Linked DNA regions of Mus musculus: region 2 is linked to region 1. Evidence: chromatin loops called from intact Hi-C (ENCODE). Cell type or tissue: heart. All regions are shown on one strand.

Region 1 (2,500 bases):
CTTCTTCTTCTTCTTCTTCTTCTTCTTCTTCTTCTTTAATTAATCTCATATGCATCCACTTTGCTGGATACTTTGCTGGTGTTTATCAGCTGTAAGAGTTCTCTGGTGGGATTTTAGGATCACTTATGTATCCTATCATATAATCTGCAAATTATTTGGCACTACTTTGTGTTTCTCCTACTTAGTTGCTAAATAATTGCTAATAATCATGGTTTTTGTATATAACTAAGTTCTAGATAACTGGTCAGTTGAATAAAAAGTAAAAGAAAAACAGAAATACGGTACACAGAGTGAAATACAGCGCTGAAGACCCCGGCTGACTAACATGTCTTGTCAGTATCTTCTAAAGGCTATATATCACACTGAAGCTGCTTTGTGTGTATAAAATGAGCTTCACCCACTAGGGCCTTTCAAACTGGGTCCATAAGACATTGATCCCAATGTTCAGTGTGTACTCATACAGAAACATAACAAATGGTAAACACAAATTGAGTCCTGGTATTTGCCCTGAATGTACTGAACCAGACCCCTTCTGAAAACGAACTTTATTATGACAGCAGTGCTAAGTTCTTTTAGATACCTATCATTTTCTTAAATGTCAGCTTAAGCATAAGTAAACAGGAAAAAATTCTGTTTGTTTCAGCAAACAGAATATGGGAACATTTCAGTTATTACACAAATCATTACATTAAAGTTTACAAACTTGGAATTCTCTACAGTCACAGACTAGTCAGCATTCAAATCTTTAGAAGCATTTTGCTAAAACTCAAGCAGATACCATGAGGTACAGAGGTAGGAAAATAGCATTGTTGAAAATTTGTTACGATTTTCATCACCCTGCATTATGTTTATATTTTGAATTATTATCAAAAGTCAAAAAAGCCATTACATTTAAAATGCAAACTTTGAAAGACTTTGAAAGGGGAGTAAATATAAATAGCATTTTTAATTACATGAGAAAAATCTGAGTATAACAGTATAATATATGTACAAACGAGTCAGGAAATATGGGTTTGAGAAAAATAAGCAGAAAATCAAAATGAGGTAATGAGCAATTGGTACTTTCTATTTCTAGTGGAGCCACAGCGCCACCATCTGGTCTCATCTATATGACAGCAAAATTAAAATATGTGTAAATATTGATTGTATCATAGCTTCTGATAACAGATACAACATAAAAGAAATATTAAAACAAATTTACATAAAAACCATTGTCTTCCTCATGTTCACTAGTAAAATATTCTCTCCTAATATATACATATCCTTTCCTGAGAAACAAATTTTTCAGCCAAAATATTTGTTAAATGCATATTGTGAGAGATATACATTTAATAAAACCTACTGCCCACTAGGTGTACATTAAAACTCTTACTGCTTTCCATTATATTCCACAATATTATTTCAGTTCTAAGTATGAAATTATACAGAAATGTCATATAATACATATAGCCATAGTTTTAAAAGTCATTGAAGTTCGTTTCGGGTATGAGATATGGAATGAAGAATTCCCAAGATATAAAGGAATGTTGCCAATATAATTGTTCTTTTAAGACACTTTCTAATTTGAATAAATATTAGGTAAAACACCTAATATTCCCATGGAATAAATGTATGACCTGGAAATCAAAATTAGAATAAGATTGTGCCTCATGCAGTAAATTATGGGAGTAGCCACACAGAAGAAAAGCTAACTTTGTGAATATAAGTCTGTAGACCTCTGACATCATGAGGATACCCATTATCTTGAAGGAAATACCCTAGCTGTAAAATCTCGGTGGGGCTGACTGTTGAGAAGTGAGCTATTTCATAAGCATGCTTGTGGCAAAAGGGTTTCGCAGGAAACTTGCAGAACATGAGTTTTGGGGGTTGCATACATTTTACTCCATAAATTACTCATGAATATTTGGGGTGTTTATTCAATATTTTCTTCTGCTTTCTTAGTCACACAAGCTCCCCTAAAGCTGCTCATTGGCATGGCCCATTAGGGTATCCTTAGTATTCTGCTTTGGAATGAACACTAACTGTTTTCAACTGGTAGATATGATATCTTAATTGTTAGAGATTTATATAAAGTTCCTACTAGTTGTGATTTAGAGCATGGAGTACATATTGTCCAGGACATAGAAAGGGAGATCACTGACTATAAACATTGATTGAGTTCTGCCTTAAAAGTCTTTAGTTACTGTAAGAAATTATACTATAGAAAAATATATTACGTACAGAAAAATAATTGCATGAATATGTCTATAATTCAAAATGTCTCCCTGAACAGGTGGTATTTATTTAATTGTAATTTAAAGAGAATTTAAGTTATCTTTTAATTTAAGGAGTAATTTAAACAGATATCTATGTTTTAGCTTCTGCCAATCTGTTGATGACACAAGATCATTACACTAGCCGTTTCTCTGAAGAGCTCTTACCTTCAGCTTCCTGACAGCATCTCTCACAACTTCTGTTCCCTTTGGCTGCTCCACTTCGGTACTGCCAAGAAACTGAACAT
Region 2 (2,500 bases), 570 kb before region 1:
GAAGTAAGGTTACTACCGTGACTTTGTAATACATTTTATTCCATTGGTTCTATGTGATTAGTAATTCGGACAACACAAACAAGAGAAAATGTAAATGTTAATCTTAGCTATAATTTTCCTTTTTAAACATAATGAGAAATAAACTAAAAAATATGAAACAAGAGTTCATTCTCTCAGTCCATTTACAGTTTTGAAATCACAAATCAGTTCATGGTTCACAGTTAATTTTTGTGATATTATCAACATAGCAAAATGTAGAAGCTTAAACTTTAGAAGACATTTAGTTTTTTGTCCCTGTCCTAAGGAAGCAATATTACTAACATCTATTTATGGACCTATAGTCAGCAGAATGCAAATATTAAGCAAGGATGATATTAGCCAATGAGTAGGAAAAATACATTTAAAAAATGATGCAATGAATTTAGATAAGTTTCTATCTTTTCTTTGACAGTATTGGAGATTGAGGCTAGGGCGTCATATGCTCTGGAAAAGCTCTCTACCACTGACCTGCATCTCCAGACTTCTATAAACTTTTCATTTTGAGACAAGAGTCTCACTCTCATTCAGACACTCACATTGAACTCAGGAAGACTTTGGACTTGTATTCATCTACACTCAGCCTCCCAAGTAGCTGGGAATGAAGGTCTGTGTCACCATGCCTGGCTGGAAACTGTCTATTATTTTGACATTCATTTCCAAAAGTCTCACAATATATTACCAGTTTGTTTGTGTATTCTTATGTCTGGTAACATTTCATTATCTAATTATTTTACTTATAAAAGGAATGTTTAGTTTTTAAAACTCTCTCTCTCTCTCTCTCTGTCTCCCCCCCCCCCACGGACACGCGTGCGCGCACGCACGCACACACACACACACACACACACACACACACACACACACACACACACACACACACACACATATGAGGATCCTGTGGTGCAAGAGTCATGTTGGCGATGGTTATGGAAATGGTGTCTTTGTTAGCCACTAGGTGGCATGGTTTAGCACTTAAAAATCCAGCATGCTTAAAAACCACAGGAAATATAAAACAGACCACGTTTTTTCCGTAGCTGAAATAAAAGGCATGAATAAAGTAAGACTTGCACAGATTTGTAAAGAGACAAGAATTCTTTGTGGAGACATGTTTCATATTCCAGAAAACTCCCAGAAGTTAGTGTCTAGCAATTCTGTACGACTTCTAGGATTTCTGGAGAACATAGGAGATAACCCCTTTAGAGTTCTCTGAGTGTTCCCAGTGTGCTGAATGTCTGCTACTTACTGAAATCTCCTCAAAGTTAATCATTCAGTAGGATTTTCACTAAAAACCTGCAAGGAATGTGAAATATATGATCTTAAATCCTTTTTATCCTTCTTGGAGTTTTAAAGACCATAGCCCAAAGGTGGAAGCAAATGAGCTTAGGATGATGTTAAGATGGTGAGAACCAAACATGTTTCTCTTCTTACTGGAGTTAGATTGGGAAGAAACACACCCACTGTTCCTATAGTATTTCTCATATTACTTTAACTGTTAAGAAACTATAGATACTATGTTGATATTTTAATTAATGTCCCAAAGACATAGGTTTCTTCCTTCCTTCCTTTCTTCCTTCCTTCCTTCCTTTCTTTCTTCCTTCCTTCCTTCCTTCCTTCCTTCCTTCCTTCCTTCCTTTCTGTCTGTCTGTCTGTCTTTCTTTCTGTCTGTCTTTCTTTCTTTAAAAAAAATTAAGATTCTATGATTCTTCATCTAGATTTCAGAATAAAAGTTTGGGCTGCTAAGGAATTAACATTTCTTTGGATCATGTCTCCTATTAATAGGGAAGGCTTGGGGTTGTTTCATCTTCCAGGAGGGCAGGATGTGAAGAGAAAGTGAAAAAAGAAAGCTAAAAAGGAATTGACTATCCAAAGAAAAGAAAATGTAAGATGAGCTGGGGAGGAGAGAGGATGAAAATAAAGATGGGAAGCAGAGAGTGAGTCACTGAGAACAGGGAGGGGTGAGGACTGGGGTGGGGGGAGGGAGGTGGATAAGCCTAGGATGGGGGAGGGGTGATGAGTGAGGAAGGAAAATTGGGAGGGGAGTTCCTAAGGAGCCAAAAGGGGTGGAGAGATAAGGAGGGGGGAAAGATGGAGGGGGATGGAAGGGTGGGTTAAGGGGAACAGAATTAAGAAACAAGCAATCTGGGAGCTCCTTCTCTGTGTATCTGTGGACTGAACATACAGAAATATAAAGTGTCTCCTTCCCTTACTCTTGCATAGATAACTTCTGAAACTAGTGAAGACACTGCACACAGTGGAAAAACGAATGCTCATGAAGCATTTGCTAAAACTAAAGGTTTAAATACCAACGTGTTTGATTATGTATGAAAAGAACTGCTAGCAACTTCTTTTAGCCACAGATAAGATTTACATCAACACAATTATTTTGAAAAAAGTGTGCACCCCAAATTTTCATGATGACAAGGAACATATGCATTTTTAAAAGTATTTAAGTAAATAATGAGAC

The links. Hi-C counts contacts between places; a loop is a spot of excess contacts. Peaks named below come from ENCODE experiments on the same cell type or tissue, not always from the same donor. Only the 100,000 strongest peaks of a DNase experiment are listed, where the experiment ranks them.
Region 2: it touches region 1 in a loop (9-fold over the local background); 24 of 42 quality-filtered maps call a loop at or near these places.

The regions. Positions count from the first base shown.
Region 1 is chr1:44,744,466-44,746,965 of GRCm38, reverse strand. It overlaps Gulp1 (GULP, engulfment adaptor PTB domain containing 1), which reads right to left. Exons shown (of 11, transcript NM_028450.3): 4 at 2,421-2,492. It overlaps 4930521E06Rik (RIKEN cDNA 4930521E06 gene), which reads left to right and starts at 2,017. Exons shown (of 3, transcript NR_040602.1): 1 at 2,017-2,034. In heart, a CTCF peak has its summit at 1,090 (motif pointing left); no DNase peak of the experiment used is centred here.
Region 2 is chr1:45,312,630-45,315,129 of GRCm38, reverse strand. The region is part of intron 1 of Col3a1 (collagen, type III, alpha 1); the gene reads right to left. Among named protein-coding and RNA genes, the nearest start is that of Col3a1, 2.3 kb to the right of the region's middle. In heart, a CTCF peak has its summit at 1,017 (motif pointing right); a DNase peak (open chromatin) is centred at 2,049; H3K4me3 peaks cover 2,080 bases; H3K27ac peaks cover 1,978 bases.